Linked DNA regions of Homo sapiens: region 1 is linked to region 2. Evidence: chromatin loops called from intact Hi-C (ENCODE). Cell type or tissue: stomach. All regions are shown on one strand. Links, peaks and the distances in the headings refer to the core of each region. The heading gives the core; the rest is flanking DNA.

The links. A loop is a pair of places that touch in the nucleus more often than their neighbours do. Peaks named below come from ENCODE experiments on the same cell type or tissue, not always from the same donor. Only the 100,000 strongest peaks of a DNase experiment are listed, where the experiment ranks them.
Region 1: a loop joins it to region 2, with 2.8 times the contacts of the local background. A loop is called at or near these places in 3 of 110 quality-filtered maps.

The regions. Positions count from the first base shown.
Region 1 is chr11:113,900,173-113,908,627 of GRCh38, forward strand. HTR3B (5-hydroxytryptamine receptor 3B) reads left to right here and starts at 4,624. Exons shown (of 9, transcript NM_006028.5): 1 at 4,624-4,813. The coding sequence starts at 4,762. In stomach, for the core only: no CTCF peak of the experiment used is centred there; DNase peaks (open chromatin) are centred at 6,149 and 6,529.
Region 2 is chr11:114,239,681-114,248,522 of GRCh38, forward strand. ZBTB16 (zinc finger and BTB domain containing 16) reads left to right here. Exons shown (of 7, transcript NM_006006.6): 5 at 2,487-2,657; 6 at 7,518-7,685. Among named protein-coding and RNA genes, the nearest start is that of NNMT, 52 kb to the right of the region's middle. RefSeq lists an enhancer at 775-1,274. In stomach, for the core only: no CTCF peak of the experiment used is centred there; a DNase peak (open chromatin) is centred at 4,481; H3K27ac peaks cover 736 bases.

The sequences.
Region 1 (8,455 bases), core at 3,456-8,455, 340 kb before region 2:
ACTTGAACTTGGGAGGCAGAGGTTGCAGTGAGCCGAGATCACACCACTGCACTCCAGCCTGGAAAACAGTGCAAGACTCCATCTCAAAAAAAAGAAAGAAGTCCAAATGCCTAGCCCCTCATGATTCCAAATTTTGACTTACATATACTGATCTGCTGGAAAGGCTAGAATGAGACTTACCCCCACACTCATCCTTCCAAGGATGATGTCTGGGGAATTAGCAGAAACAATGCAGATAAAAAGCTTTCTCTGGGTGGATGTATTAGTCTATTCTCACACTGCTATACAGGCATACCTGAAACTGGGTTATTTATTTTATTTTATTTTGTTTTATTTTTTGAGATGGAGTTTTGCTCTTGTTCCCAGGCTGGAGTGCAATGACGCAATCTCGGCTCACTGCAACCTCTGCCTTCTGGGTTCAAGCGATTCTCCTTCCTCAGCCTCCTGAGTAGCTGGGATAACAGGCATGGGCCACCATGCCCAGCTAATTTTGTATTTTTAGTAGAGATGGGGTTTCACCATGTTGGTCAGGCTGGTCTCGAACTCCTGACCTCAGGTGATCCACGAGACTGGGTAATTTATAAAGAAAGTGGTTTAATTGACCCATAGTTCTGCATGGCTGGGGAGACCTCAGGAAACTTACAATCATGGTGGAAGGGGAAGGGGAAGCAAGGCAACATCATCCATGGTGGAGAGAGAGAGAGAAGGGGGAAGCGCCACACTTTTAAACTATCAGGTCTCATGAGAACTCACTATCATGAGAACAGCAAGGGGAAAATCTGCCCCCATGATCCAATAACCTCTCACCAGGCCCCTCCTCTGACACATGCGGATTGAAATTTGAGATGAGATTTGGGTGGGGACATACAGCCAAACCATATTAGTGGATGAAAAATGCTGTATGTAAGATAGTGAGGAGGGACCATTTTTGTGAAAAACTGAAGGGTGGGGAGAGGAGCAATACCAAACCTAAAAGAACTGAGTATGAGCTGGGTGTAGTGGTGCATGCCTATATTCCTAGCTACTGGGGAGGCCAAGGCGGAAGGATCACTTGAGCTCAGGAGATCAAGACCAGCCTGGGCAACATACCAACACCTCATCTCTACTAAAAAGAGAAGAAATTAGCCAGGTGTGGTGGCACACACATATACTCCCAGCTATGGGAGGCTGGGATGGGAGGATTGCTTGAGGCTGGGAGATGGAGGCTACAGTGAGCCATGATCACACCACTGCATTCCAGCCTGGGCGACAGAGTGAAACTCTGCCTCTTAGGGAAAAAAAAAAAAAAAGCTAAAAGTACTGAGTAAACAAAGTCCAGACAGGACACTAAGATTAGAAAAAGAAAGATCTAAGCCAGCTGACAGTACAGAGCAAGGCTGTCAAGGAAAGATCAGGAAGCATTGTATATAAACTACTTTGAAGACAAGTCACTCATACAAAATCATTGCCATCTTGACAGAATTCATCAGCCAATAAAGAGCCATAATGGGCAGGATTACTAGACTGTTGTTAAGTTAGCTAATGAAAGTTGTAATGTACCTGTATTACACATCATTAGTAATGGCCTTCCAGTAACAGATGGGCATATCAGAAAGTGCAAAGAAAAGGGAGGGAAGCACGTCCCCAGAAGGTTTGACTTAGAGTCATAGCTTACTACAATGCATGGCAAGAATGCAATGTCGATCATCGCCTCAATTAAACCTTTGCATAAAGGGATGCTTCTGCATTGCTTTCCCATAAAAACTGCTACCTACATAGCTATATTGCCTGTAGCTTGCCTTTCTCTTGTCCTAATTCATCCCATAAGTAGAAGCTGACAATTCAAAGAACTGATAGGAAGAGCTGAGACTTTGAGGGCCAGATCAGTCCTCTATGATCTTCCCTCTTGATGAAGCCCCATTTATCTGCCCACCCTCTCTAAAGAGTATTTCTCAGATAAACTTTCCATAACTGTGTACCAAAGTTCCTCCACCAAGTTACATTTAAATTACTCTTTCTTCTGAAATATTTTCAAATGTATAGCAGAATTGGATGGATAGTACAAAGAATTCCCCTAGACCCCCACAATCATTTGAGAATAAGTTAGCGACATGATCAACATGATGTGCCCTGTTTTTGTTTTTTGTTTTTTTTTTCTTTTCTGAGACAGAGTCTCATTCTGTCGCCCAGGCTGAAGTGCAGTGGTGTGATCTCGGCTCAGTGCAACCTCTGCCTTCTGGGTTCACAAGATTCTCATGCCTCAGCCTCCTGAGTAGCTGGAATTACAGGCATGTGCCACCGTGCCGGGCTAATTTTTGTATTTTTAGTAGAGACAGGGTTTCACCATGTTGGCCAGGCTGGCCTTGAACTCCTGATCTCAGGTGATCTACCCACCTAGGTCTCCTAAAGTGCTGGGATTACAGGCGTGAGCCACTGTGTGCGATCTTCCCTCATTCTTGAATACTTAGTGTGCTGGTCTTACAAACAAGGACATTCTTTTGCATAATCTCTATACAATTAAAATCAGGAAACCAACATTACTACATTGCCACATTACTACCATCTAATCCACATACCTCATTCGAGTTTCAATTCTTCCCAAAATGTTCTTTATAACAAAAGGATCCAATTCAGAATCAGATATTGTGCTTGTGTCTCTTTAGTCTGATAGGTTCCTCAGTCTTTCCTTAACTTTTATAACCTTGGCACTTTTGTGTGTGTGTGTTTTTGTTTTTGAGACAGGGTCTACCTCTATTGCCCAGGCTGGAGTGCAGTGGCACAATCACAGCTCACTGCAGACTCTATCTCCTGAGCTCAAGTGATCCTCCTGCCTCAGCCTCCCAAGTAGCTGGGACTACAGGAGTGCACCACCACATTAAACTAATCTTTTATTTTTTTGTGTGGAGACAGGGTATCCTTATGTAGCTTAGGCTGGTCTCAAATTCCTGGGCTCAAGCAGTCCTCTTACTTCAACCTCCCAAAGTACTGGGATTACAGGTATGAGCCATTGCACCTGGCCCACCTTGGCACTTTTGAAGATGCCTGCTGTTTTGTTTGTCCCACAGTATGCCACTGTCTCATCTGGTGTTTCCTCCTGAATAGATTCAAGTTATGAATTTTTGGCAAGACTATACCGGAAGAGCTATGGAAGCTAGGTGTGCTTGTTACTATTGGGGTGTCATTCTCCTAGGCTGCTAAGTGGACAGAGCTAGGGAATATATGCATGTATGAACATGTGCAAACACACATTACATTTGTATTTATTTCTTTTCTTTTCTTTTTTTTTTTTTTTTTTTGAGGCGGAGTCTCCCTCTGTCTCCCAGGCTGGAGTGCAGTGGCGCGATCTTGGTTCATGGCAACCTCCACCTCCTGATTCAAACAATTCCCCTGCCTCAGCCTCCCGAGTAGCTGGGATTACAGGCATGTGCCACCACGCCTGACTAATTTTTGTAGTTTCAGTAGAGATGGGGCTCACCATGTTGGTCAGGCTGGTCTCAAACTCCTAACCTCAAGTGATCCACTGGCCTCGGCCTCCCAAAGTGCTGGGATTACAGGCTTGAGCCACCACGCCCAGCTTATTTGCAATTATTTATATATTTAGCAAATGTACTGAAAACCATGGGTTCACACTGATACCTCCAAAACCAAGTCAACACCAAATGGTTATCTTAGTTTTCTCTCTTTCTGTGTATACCACTCCCTTCACCAACAGTAAGAAAGCAATTAGGCTACATTTTATTGGTAGATGAAAATTAGGTGTAGAACTTCATGGATTCTAAACAAAGGGACTGAGTGATTAGGAGAATAGGAATCAAATATATACTTTCCCCCCTTCGGTTGGCTCTGTGAAAATTTATATCAAAATTTGCCTCTATAATCTCATTTTTAATAAAAAAGCAGGCAGATGTTGGAAATGGTATTTGTTTTTTCTTTCTAGAGCATCTGGGGGTGTCTAGAAATGGAAAATAGTGTTATTGTATAGAATTATGCATCATGTTCCTTAGTAATGAAAAATGAATGCGTATTCAATCAAAAAGTGAAAAAAAAACTTTTATTAAATGATGTTGAACTTTGTTTTCATCTTCAATAAGCCTAGAAGCATCCTTTCTAGAAGGTTACTTTCTGAATTGTGAGCAGTGAAAATTTGAGAAGCCCTCCTATTTATCAAAAGTCAATGTTTCTTTTAATTAAAAGGGCTTAGGAAAAACAAAAAGCACTTTTCCATTGCATTGTTTGCAGTTGTTCTTCATTAGACAATACCAGGTTTCCATTAGCCTTGTGTAATTCAAGAGCCCAAGAACCACTGTCAAATGCTGAAGATGTTACTGCATAAGTCTGATTTAGAACAGCTATTTGGATTTCAATTATTAATGAAATTAGTGTCCTGAATGTCAGCAAGAGTACTGCCTTAGGTAAAGGCTGTAAAGGAAATCATATTAGTGTGGAATTTCCTCTCCTTAGGGGCTCCTCTTAGATTACATTATTCACTTAGCTATCTCCTGTCAGGAAAATGGAAATGTTGGCCACGGTCTGATCTTGGGGCAGAACCAAAGGGAGAAGTTAAGGGATTTCATGACGGCATCAATTCCAAAACATTTGCATGGTGCTGGTATTGCCTTTGGTCCCACTGAGTGTTTACAAAATAGCACCAGTAAGGATAGCATCAACTGGCAAACGGAGAAGGAGGAGAACAGAGTGGAGAGGAACCCTGTTAGGAGAAATTGAGCGGCATTCCATCTGGTAGGCAAGTTTGCATTTCTCCTTTTTGGGATCTGCCCAGGAATGTTGTCAAGTGTAATGGCTCCCCTGTGGGCCTGCATCCTGGTGGCTGCAGGTGAGTCCTTTTAATAATTTTACTAGGCATTAAGGATTAACTCTTAGAAGATAGAGACAATATTTGTATACACCGTACTGTAGGACTTCTCAGGCATGTTTGTTTTTATTCATCGTCTGTAAAATGCCAGTCCTGTGAAGCTATATGGAAAACAATGATTTGTTTGTGACTTGGCTCCTATGATTGCAAATACGTATACATATAGCATCAGACTGTGGGGCTTTTTACACATAGCTGAAAATATGCTCTGAAATGTTATAATTGCTTGATAAATCTCTGCTTCTCTAGAAATCAAGCTCTCTGCAGGTTGATTGAGAGTTTGGGGCATTCTTTTTCAAATTTGCTTTTATGTGTGGATAATATGTTTTTATTATCCAAAATAGTCTTGGCTTCATTATCAGCTGTTAGCAGCCCAGAGAAAAAGTCCACTAGATTTGTCATGGCTACAGATATATGTATATCATTTTGGTATTAGAGGCCTTAACATCTCGCCTTACAAAATCTATATAGGTGATGAGTATATCTCTAAAGACAGGTACTATAAACTGGTAAGTTTTGAGTCTACAATTCCTCTTAAAAGTAATTTAGAAGTTAATACTTTTTTTTCTAAATTTCTAGAACTATATTTCCATGGCACCAGTATTAACTCTACTGAATTGAATCATTTTAGTTAGGATACAATTGATTCTTAGTACATGCGCACAAATCAAGAATTTATGATTATGCTGGTGTTCTCAACACCCCACTTTCTTGAGGTTTCTCCTAGAGCTCATATCTGAATTCTCAAGTTTTAGGATGTAACTGGAAGTGGAATGAGTCAATTATAGAGATGAGTTAGAAATTTGGTAGCCAGGAAGCTGGAAATGATTTTTTTATTGGGTAGAGAAGAAAAATAGCCACTTATCATTAAAGTATAAAAATCCTGGATGTTGAACATAAAGGATAAAAGCATATCTTAATTGTAAAAAATAAAAACAGAGGAAGTGTCATTAAATGCCAAATGGGTTTCTTAGTAGAAAATAATCGTGAACATTAAACTAAGATAAAATAGAAAAATGAAGGTAAGAAAACAGACTAAGTTCTTAACAATATCTCTCTAATGTTTTGTATTATGCATGATTTTTGTTCTAAATGTAGCAGAAAGAAGTGTTTTAATAGTGTCTGATAACCAGTGCTTTACCATAAATCATTCCGTGGATACTTGTTGCAGAAAGACCTGCCCTGTGGAATTGTACTGGGTTTTACTATGTTTACTTTACGTATTTTACTATATTTACAAATCAAGATGATTTGTTAAGTGTAAGAGCACGGAACCAATCCCAGGGGGCAGTGTGCTGGTATAGAAGGAGGCCTGAACAAGGAGAGCCAGCTAATTCCTGCTTCACCACTCACCAGCCACGTAACCCTGGGAAGTCAATTAATCTCTTAGAGACTCAGTTTTCCTGTAAGCTAACTTTATTTTGGATATTCATGACAATCAGATAAGACAGCATTGTTAAATTGTAAGGTGAAATGCAAATGTAAGATATTATTAACCTGAAAACACATGCAGAAAATACCACTGGCTATTTCTGTCCAATAATATACTCCATACAACATGTCAGTCTTCTTTTTGAAAGGTTACTTGCTGTTGTTCCTGATATTCTCAGGGAGCCAGGTTACACTTAATCATGTAGCGTCATGATTAAGAGCTTGGACTTCGAATCCAGACCAGCTGTGTGTAAATATCACTCCCTTCACTTGCAAGCTTCATGACCTTGGGCAGTGCTAAGCTCACTATGCCAATAGTCCCTCATCTGCAGGAATAGTGCACTCCTCACAGAGCTGTAGAGTACCTGTCTCATAAGTTTGTTGGGAACTTTGAAGGAGATCATTCATGTGAGGACTTAGCCTGGTGCCTGGCATACAGTCAGCATTCAATTAGTGTTAGGAATTCAATACATAAATCTCATTTCCTTTTAACCTCTCAGATATATGTGTAACTCTCTTATAATCCTACAGATACATAGTGACTAAAGCAAGAATAGTGCTTTCCATCAAAGTGCCCTGAACACTTTAAGATAGGTGCATGGGAGAGTAAGTCATTAAAACAAGGAAAACACAGGAATAATTTTACTGTGTTCTTATCTTCCTCCTTTTCAATCTCTCTTCACCTGCAAGTGCTTCATAGCTCAGTCCCTAACACATTCTACTTTCCAGAAATCTTACAAGTGAATCATTTGAAGCTGATTATTAGCATTCAAGAAGGCAGTTTTGGCGAGGAATCTTTTCTGGGTCTGTTGATAGCTTCCATCAGTGTCTGTTGAAACATCACTGAACTGTGAGTCATTTAGTGCTTGTGTGAATGTCACATTAGCTTTCAAGGGGCATAATTTACTGTTAATTAATGGTCACTTAAATCCTTAATCTCTCTCCTGTAATTGATCTTTCTCCTCAGGCAAATTTGCATTCATAGTAGAAATGTAATTTATTATTTCTTCCCATCTTAAACAAAGAACTCTTTCCCCTTTTGGTTTATTTAAGCATATTTCCATTTGCTTATTATTTTTCTCCTTTCAGTGCTTGATTCTCTTTTGTTCCTAGTCCTAGCTTCCAGAACTTTCTCTTTTTAACCAAGATTTTGACCCATTCTAGAAAACATGAGTTTATCCATAGGGAATCTATGGATTGCTTCCTAGACAAGATCGCAGAGGGGAATTTGAGTCTTTGTGAGCAGACAGTGCGAGGAACACATATTCATTTCTCAGAATTATGTTTTAATGCTGTCTCGGGTAATTTCCTGTATTGAAACATACTCATTTCGGTGTTTCCCCAACTGAGACTTGAATTGGGAGCTTCCAAGCGAGGTAAACGTGAAGCTGCCCACAGCAAAGTTGGCAGGAAAAGCACTGGGACAGCTTTGCCTTGTGCTCCTGACTTCCCTCCCCTGGGGTACACCAGCGAGAAATGTTCTCAGGTAGAGAGATTCACAGCACACTTTTTGACAATAACAGTTCACAAAAACCCTACAAATGATGCCTGATGCAAGCCACACACCTTAGTCCTGCACGCCTGAATAGCTAACGCCATTTTAGGCATCTTCTTGGGTGGATTGTTAGGGAGTTAAAATGCTCATTAGATTCCCAGTTCCGACGGTAATGAAAGTGTATATTGCACTGCCCACAAGGAGTCTGGCATTGTACCTCCAGCATTGTTGTTAGCGTTTTGGTCACACTGACATTGTTAAATCATAGAAATTGCTGCCTGTAGCGGCAAGTGACATGACATCATTCATAAAGAAATGGGTATAAACAGGATTGTCGCACAGGGAGAAGCGATCTCATTTACAGTTTCCTGCTGGATCCCTCATACCTTTGGCAGCTCATCAAAATAACCATCAAAACCACTGACAGCCCAGGCAAATTCACACGCAGGACACTACAGAGAGATTTCACTCACGCACTTTGTCAGGAGGTGTGCAATTTGCTTCGGTCCAATGACTGAGTGAAGCATTGAATCCCCTAAGGGCTGGCAAAGCTTGTGAACAAAATATCTTTTTGCAATTCAGAGAAAGCCCTCACAAATTTGTCACTTCCAATTGCTGGTGCTCATTTCTCTTGCTTCCCTTCCTCTGGCCTCCCTGGCCTCAACACCAGTCACAGC
Region 2 (8,842 bases), core at 1,662-6,661:
GAGCTATGCCTTGTGACCCAGCCCCAGCTACTGCCCACTCCTGGCCAGGGGTTCTCTAGCCATTGCTGGAGCTGTACTAGAGGCAGGAGTCCTCTGTACCATCCTTACTGGGCCTCTTCCAGGGTAAGCCCAGACAGGCGGGCAGTCAGCTCCAGAGGTAGCATTGAGTCCAGCCCCGTGGTTTCTGAAAGACAAACCGAGATATTTTCAGATCCCAACTCTGCCTCTTTCTGTGTGATCTTAGGCAAGTTATTTAATCTCTCTTTTACACTGGTAAAAAGGGGGATAAGAATGCCTGCCTTGTAGGATTGCAAGTTTTAAATGAACTGACAACATAGATAAGGTACCTAGCATAACGCCTAGATTCGCTCCCCTTCCTTCCTGCTTTTTGTTGGCCAGGAGCAAAATCCTGTGCTGGCTGTTTTTCTCCTTCCCTGCTCAGCCTTCCTGACTGCTGGTGAGATGGGGCGTGGCTCCAGGTGCTTAGACTTCAGTGTCTGCAAAGGGAAGGGATATCAGGGTGGGTGTGAGGGGCACAGAAGTGTGGGGGACAGTGAGAGGTGGGCCTTGCCTGCCTACTAGTCCATCCTAACCCAGCCATGAGTGGGACGGAGGTGGTGAGGACCAGACCTCTCACTTGCTATCTCCATTGATGGCCAGGAAGGCAGGGAGGTTCTTCGTGCCATCCCTTCTCTTCCCCCTACCTTCCACCAGACACTTCCCGATTCCATGCTGAGCAGCCCATGGCTTCCAGCAGCCAAAGCTTTACCCCCTCCCCCCACCCACTCTGGACTGGACTGACAGATGCTAGGCCTACTTACGTTTCCTGCTTGTGCCTTCCCACACAGGGGACAGCGGTGTGGGGCCAAGTGCAGGTGATATTGCCCAGGCACCAGCACAGAGACACACAGATGGGCCTGCCGGGGAGCTCCTGTGCTCAGGAAAACAGAGCCCAAAAGGGTGGGCACTGAGCTGCCAGTTAGGACTCAGACACAAGGTCAGATACTTCCTCCTGTGGTGCTGCAGCTGGAAATTTCGGCCATGGCTCCAGAGCAGTGTCAGAAAGGGATTGGTAACAAACAGAAAATGGCAGCCTGTATGTGTGGGGTACTTTGGGGATGAACAGCCAGTTAGAATTAAATGAAAATCTCACATCACTCGCTAGCTTTCAATCCTTTGACAGTTGCCCATCGGGTTTAGGATGGAACTAAATCTCTTGACGTGGTTTGCAAGACCCTGCATGGCCTGGCCCTTGCCTTTCCCTTTAGCCTCCTCTTCTTCCCCAGCTGCACTGCACCATTCCTCTGTCTGATCCTCCCACCGGCCATGTTTCCTCCTGGCCCAGAGTGTTCACAGACACTATTCCATCTTCCGGATTCCGCCATTCACCTGGTGTTCTGGGTAACGTCGGTCATGAGAGCAGGGACTTTGCATGCTCTTCCTTGGTTATATCCCCAGTGCCAAAAAGACAGCCTTGCTTGTAGAAGGCATCAAATAATACTTGTTGAGTGAATGGACCTAAGATTCATGCTTTAGTGAGTGGAGAAGTAGTTAAAAAAAAAAAACAAAACAGGATCTGTAGCTAGTCTTGGGAAAGCATTAAAATCTAGGGTGTGTGAGTGTGAACCCCAGCCCTGCCACTTACGAACTCTATGGCAGGAGTCCCCAACCCCCGGGCCATGGTCTGTGAGGAGCTGGGCTGCACAGCAGGAGGCGAGCGAGTGAAACTGAGCTCCGCCTCCTGTCATATTAGTGGCGACATTAGATTCTCACAGGAGCATGAACCCTATTGGGAACTGTGCATTCAAGGGATCCAGGCTGCACACTCCTTATGAGAGTCTAATGATAAATGTAATGTGCTTGAATCATCCCAAAGCCATCCCCCAACCATACGTGGAAAAATTGCCTTCCATGAAACCAGTCCCTTGTGCCAAAAATGTTGGGGACCACTGCTCTGTGGGATTTTGGCCAAAGTACTTAATCTCTCTGTGCCTCAGTCTCCTTGTCTAAGGGATGAGGATAACAGAGGCTAGCTTTTTGAGTTTTGGATTTATATTAGTTATGTTAGAACAATGGCTGGCCCATAGTATCTTTGTTATTGTTTTTTCTCGCAGGGTCTACCTTGCCTCCCCCACTTTTTGCCCTGTACTCTGTGAAGTCCATCTGGTATATGCTGTCTTAGTACCTTGCCGCCTTTTACATACCACCCGACACAGTTGCCCACTACCCTTGCTGCTGCGATGTATTTGATCAATGTCTATCCTTTAGCTTTAGCTTCCAGAGCTCGGGAACGACGTCGATTTTGCCCATCACTGGGGCCACATACTGGGTGCTCAGTGTTGCATAGCCTGGGCCCACTCTGGATTTGCCCCTGAGCATGGGGATTTGGAGGTGTGAGTCCCGACACTGGCTCTCACTCCAGATGGGTAAAGAATGCACCTTGTATTCCCACCTTTCTGAGGCACCCCCTCTCCTGTCTCCCACAGGCACTGACATGGCCGTCTTCTGTCTGCTGTGTGGGAAGCGCTTCCAGGCGCAGAGCGCACTGCAGCAGCACATGGAGGTCCACGCGGGCGTGCGCAGCTACATCTGCAGTGAGTGCAACCGCACCTTCCCCAGCCACACGGCTCTCAAACGCCACCTGCGCTCACATACAGGTAGGTCAGTCCAGCTGATGGGTGGATCTGGGTCTCTGGGAGCCAGCGTCTATATTTACCTCCAAGGACGTAAAGTGGAGGTGGTGGGCTGAGTCAGCCTTCAGTCCTTCTGCTCAAGGCTTGGACGTGCAGAGGCTGCCCGTCGTGCAGGTAAATGTGGACAGTTCTCCCAGTCCCCTCCTGTGGACCGTCGGTTCAAAGTCTTTCCGTGTTCAACACAGGATGCTCATTAAAAAGGCAGGCTCTTGGGTCCCACTCTCAGAACCTTTTATTCCATGGGTCCAGGGTGGGGTCCCAGATTCAGCATTATTAATATGTATTCCCAAGGGATTCTCATGTAGGTAGACCCAAAATGAATTTTGAGAAAAACTGACCTGCTGGGTCTCTTAACATTGTCTGCCCTGCCTCCCACCACTCTTGATGCCCCGCCGCTCTATCCATACACATTTCTGAAGTCAGCTTCGGGCTTCTGAGGGCAAGTTGAAGCAGTGATCCTACTTTCCCCACAGTAACAAAGGCCTGTACTTGGACCTTAACCCTGTTTAGGGAAGACAAGGAGGGCATTTAAACGATGAGCAATGAAATATCACTGCTCAGCCAGTTCCAGGTGATGGGACAAGGGAGGGGGTACAAGGTAAGGAGGCTGGGCCAGGTGCTGAGGGGCTGGCCATTCCCTGCCACCAGCCTCTAGGGCTTGAGGGATGGGGACACTTGGTCCCTGATGGCCAAGAGGCATTTGCTTTCCTGCAGCAGCTCCCAGTTTTCCCTAACAGGGGAGTGGATGGCTTAAATTCCTTATTTTCTCTATGACAAAACTGGGGCTCTGCTGAAACTACCTGGTTAAAGGAATGCCCATTTCTGAGTCTGCCTTTGTGTGCTGTGTTTGTAGGGAGGGTTGGGGTCAGGTCTCTATCTGGGTATATAACAGAGCGTATACTTGTAAAAACCTCTGCATGCCACGTAAAGGAACAGTAGGCCCTCTCCTCATTTTGAGAGTCTTGTCACAGCTCAGAGATTGAGTATGCAGACCAGGTCTTGCATGGGTGGCAGGCTCTGCTAAATAAGGGAAGAGCTTTACTTCTCATGGACTGAGCTGGCCTGGCCAGCCAGCAGCAGGTATCCTCATTAAGGAGCCTTCCTGGCTGTCACTTCTGGATGCCATTTTGTTCAGGGGAGCACATTGTCTTAGCATCACCAGATTTGCACAGAACTACTTAAAATTTCTGGGACAGGACGGAGGTAGGGCCCAGAGGGGTGGGCTCAATAAAAAGGGCCCAGGAGAGTGGGATGTTGACAAGGACTTTCTCTACAGCGATTGCGTAAGCATTTCCCCTGCAGCTATATGCACCTTCCTATGAACGCCTCCCTCAACAGTTCCCCAGGTTCATTCGGTCTTATGAAAGATGGCTAGATACCTTTCAGCCACTTCTGAGCATGCCACTGGGTCCAATCAGTTGGCTTCATGTGACTTGAATGATCTCAGTCCTGCTAAATCCACCCAGGATGTGCCCTGCTCTGACCATGCCACCTTCTCAGAGCTCAGATATGAAAATGTCACATGCTCTTGTGTCAGTCATGGCTCAGATCCACGGGGAGGGGCTGTTTCCAGAGTTAGGGAGAAGCCCTTGCTTATTCTAGGAAACACGGAGCATGTGTGCTGCCTATGCACACACAGAGAAACACCCATCAATTTTCACACCAGCGAGGCACTGCGCACACAAGCCATATACAGGCTGTGCACACCCCACACACAATGCCTCATTAATATTCCGTTGTTCTTGGCCCATTTGCTGCTGGGGCCGGGTGTTTAGCATCAGCAGCTGTGTTTGGTAGGTTAGTCCAGCCGTGCTCTTGGCATTGATGGATCCCTGATTCACACGGCTCATCATATAATAAACTCTCAGCTGTGCTGAAGGGAGGGGCTGGAAGGGAGGGGCCTGAGGAGCCAGCAGGATGGGGCTGGGGTGGGGAGGACGACAGACACTGGGCTTGGCCAGTGCCAGAGAAAGCACCAAGTAAGGACAGATTGGGGGGGGCGGGGTCACAGGTGCACTGGGCAGGCTGGAGGGGGCTCTAATTAGTCTCGTTTGTCCTGCACTTAATGTCAAGCTCATTAAAGAGGCTACAGAGTTAATCAACATACCACAAATTGGATTTTGAGTTCTGCAGCCAGTTTTGTGTACATTATGGCCACACTGACACAATCAGCTCTCAGGGTGAAGATTTCACGCCAGGTGCACACCGTGCTTCCAAATCGGGATGGGGATACGTGTGTGTTGGTGACTTTTTCTTTCTTTTTTTTTTGTTGTTGTTTGTTTTTCCTTCTAAGTTCTTTTTATTCTTTTCCCTGGGCAGACTCAAGAATTTCCTATTTAAACTCATTTAACATGTGCTCCACTTCATAATTAAATTCCTAAAAATCGGATCAAACAAACTCCTCTGTCTTAACCCTTTGTTTTTTAAATTGTTAGGGACCCCTCTGGAGGGGAAAGGCACAGGCAGCCGCCCCCTTCCCCCCCACCGCCGCCTTCACCCCCACCCGGCTGGGTGGCTGCCGATGTACGTTTTAATTACCGGCTCCAGCTGAAGTCTCACGTGGCCTTGGCTTTATTTATTTATTTATACCTTAATGAGGATACTGAATCTTTGATTAAAGTCGTAATCGTTGCCGATTCAGTAAGGAGGGGGAGTTGGATGTCAGACCAGACAGGGCTGTGAGTGCAGACACACGGAGAGAGTGGGTTCGGGTGCACACACAGACTGGCCCTTACTGTGTTAGACACACAACTAATTAGTACCAGGGTCTGCACAGGCCTCCACTCCCTTGAGTTTGATGGGGCTGGGGGCCAGGCAGTCCGCATGGCTCTGGCAGTGAGGATGGGCAGGTAGCAATTTCCCCAACTGAGAACCCTGGGCCTTGGCCCATCCCCAGATCTGCAGGTGAGGGACTCGCTGGCCGAGCCTCTGAGCCAGTGCAACACCCCATAGATTGGGGTGAACTGGTGTCAAGGCACGATGCCACTCTTTGAGCTTCTCTCATCTGATTCCCTGATGGAAGTGCCCCTCTCATGGCATGGGTGCTTCTTGCAAATCTTCCACCCATGAGAAAGTCACTGATCAGACCCCAGCATCCGCTCCCCTCAGAGCCCTAAAAACCCCTCAGAGCCATCAGAACAGATGAGAATTTATGTGGGTACAGGGGCCTAACTTTGGGAGGGGGGAGCTTTGGTTAGTGGCCCGAGGAGGGGAGAGACAGGAGAGAGTAAAATATCATTTTAAAAAGGAAGTGAAGGCACAGGCATGCGAGTCTATAACGAGAAGGACAATTTATGCCCAGGCACGAGCGCAGTTTGACATGGGGATAATGCAAAAACGTAGGTCATTGTGGATGACTTAAACCTTCAGCAGCTGAAGAAAATGTATGAAATGCAGAGGACATTACACGGTTGGCAGCCCCGCACATCTGCAGAGGGACAAGTGAAATACAGTGGGCCATTCTTTACCATAAACTGTGGTTGTTGGAGATGCAGCCCAGAGAAATTGTAATTACAGTGACAAGACGAATCAGCGATATTTAAATATTCATGAACAAAGTCTGGGGTGATCAATCTATCTTTATTGTCTGCGCCTTCACTCCTGTAATAAATAAGTAGCTGGAGTCCTCACCTTTCATCCCCCAAGCCCCCCACTTTGGATATGAAAGGCAAGATGGTTATTCTCCACACCCCAACCTCTCATGCTCTGGAGATTTAAGAGTGGGATCCTCAAAAAAGAAAAGGCAGTTCTCTCCAAGTTTCATAGACCCACCATTTCCTGGGTCTGTTCTGGATCCTCCCTGTGCGATACACTGAGGCTACAAGGATGGGTGAGGCTTGCTTCTTATCCTGGTGGTGCTTCCATGCTGGAGGTATGGTGGGCAAGCCAGTAGATACAGCATAGTGTGTCAGCAAGCTGACAAGTATATGGTACCCTGACTCTAGAGCCAGACCCAAACCTGAATCCCAACTCAGCTCCTTACTTGCCGTTTCACCTTAGGGATGATGTGGAAGCATCTCATTTTTTTCTCAACTGTAAAATGAGACTAATATCTTTCTTTAAGTTTGTTGCCATGATCATCTGATGCGATCACATCACACATCTGAGTGCTCAGGAAATGTAGCCCATTTTAATGCGAAAGTGGCATAAAAATGATACCACACTAATAACAGAACAAAATTCTGGGCATTTCTTCTCTTTGGGGACACAGAAGAAAGTGTGATTCATTCTGCCTGGGGAACTAAAGGGAAGCGTCCACGCGGGGGTATCATATGAGCTGGGCTTTGAAGGATGATTAGGAGTTCACCAGGGAGAAAAGAAGAAATCGAGCAGAGGAAACAGCTATGTAAGACTGTGGAGGAAGGAAATTGGGGACTGTAGAAGGTGTTTGGGGGACAATGTGAAGTTCCTCAAATTGGAGAGATTTCTTTGAAGGTTGGGGAGTCAGGCTGGAGTGACTTTCACCCTTAACCTAAAGGAAGGGGAGAAGAGGTCATCTGAGAAGCAAGATGGTGAGGTCTCATGTATCCACAAGGGGGCTTGCTTTCTGGGGACTGCTGTCCATCCCTGAACCAAATGGGCTCTCTTTCCCAGGACTGGCCCTTGCCCCACAGATGATCATGGGGCCACAGTAAAGTATGGTCATGTGTGAAGACAGGTATTGCTTGTTTATTCAATGGAGGTGTGGCCGTGGATCCTTAAGTTGTCTTTGGAGGTGGTGAATACAGGCCGTCGCATCCTTCTCATGCACAGAATGTGCCCTACTGTCCCCTGAAGAGGGGGCAGGGAGAGGCAAAGGCCTGATCCAGCCCCTTGTCTCCACAGGCGACCACCCCTACGAGTGTGAGTTCTGTGGCAGCTGCTTCCGGGATGAGAGCACACTCAAGAGCCACAAACGCATCCACACGGGTGAGAAACCCTACGAGTGCAATGGCTGTGGCAAGAAGTTCAGCCTCAAGCATCAGCTGGAGACGCACTATAGGGTGCACACAGGTACCGAAGGCCAGGGAGGGGCCTGAGCTGGCTCTGGGACCTGGGCGGAGGTGGGAAGCAGATAGTCTCCTAGAGAAGCCTAAGTGAGGATGATCCCAGGCTGAATCAAAGAGTAGAAGAGGTTCTATTAAGAGCTGGTATGGTGGCCTGAGGACCACCACACCCCAGTCAAGGTGGCCTGAGGGCCATCAGTCAAGGCCAAGGCAGACATTACTAATCAATCCCAGCACACTTTCCAGTGAGCCCCCATCAGCCCTCCAGGCAGCTATACCAGTAGTTCAGAGGTGACATGCAAAATGATGTCTGTATATGAGTCCTGAATTAGGGGTAAGTTGGTCCAATTAGCTGAAAGTGAAGGTTAGGGTAATTTCATGTTACTCAAGGGTTAGAGTAAGAATTAGGATACATTGAATTAGGTTGTTATGAAGGTTGGGAAGTTGTAAAGTTAGATTGTGTTTGGTTCTGAGATTAGAAGAGCAGATATATTTAATAATCCCTATATGCATATGATGTTTTACCACTTCAGAGTGCCTTCACATTTTTTTTTTTTAGACGGAGTTTCGCTCTTATTGGCCAGGCCGGAGTGCAGTGGCACGATCTCAGTTCACTGCAATCTCTGCCTCCTGGGTTCAAGCGATTCTCCTGCCTCAGCCTCCCAATTACCTGGGATTACAGGTGTGTGCCACCACGCCCAGCTAATTTTGTATTTTTTTTAGTAGAGACAGGGTTTTGCCATGTTGGTCAGGCTGGTCTCGAACTCCTGACCTCAAGTGATTCACCCGCCTCGGCCTCCAAAGTGCTGGGATTACAGGCGTGAGCCACCGTGCCCATCCACATTATTTTTTGTATTGGAAAAAGAAATGTGGGCCACTGTTTTCCCTGAGGTCAAAAGACAAAACAAGTGAAGGGTCTTCCACAGTTTCCCAAGTTGGGGGCAGTGAAGTCCTGGAGCTTGCTTGTGAAAGCTAATTTTTCACATTTCTTCACAACTTCAAGTTCAGTGACACCACCTTAGTTGCTTAAAATTGGCCACTGTAGGAGTATTCACATCATAGCAATCAGCAGATGCTACAAACCAGGGCTTTTTGGAAAGCCAGTCATGAAACATTTACCACCAGCACACTGCTGGTTGTGGGGAAGGTTGATTTACAGAAGGG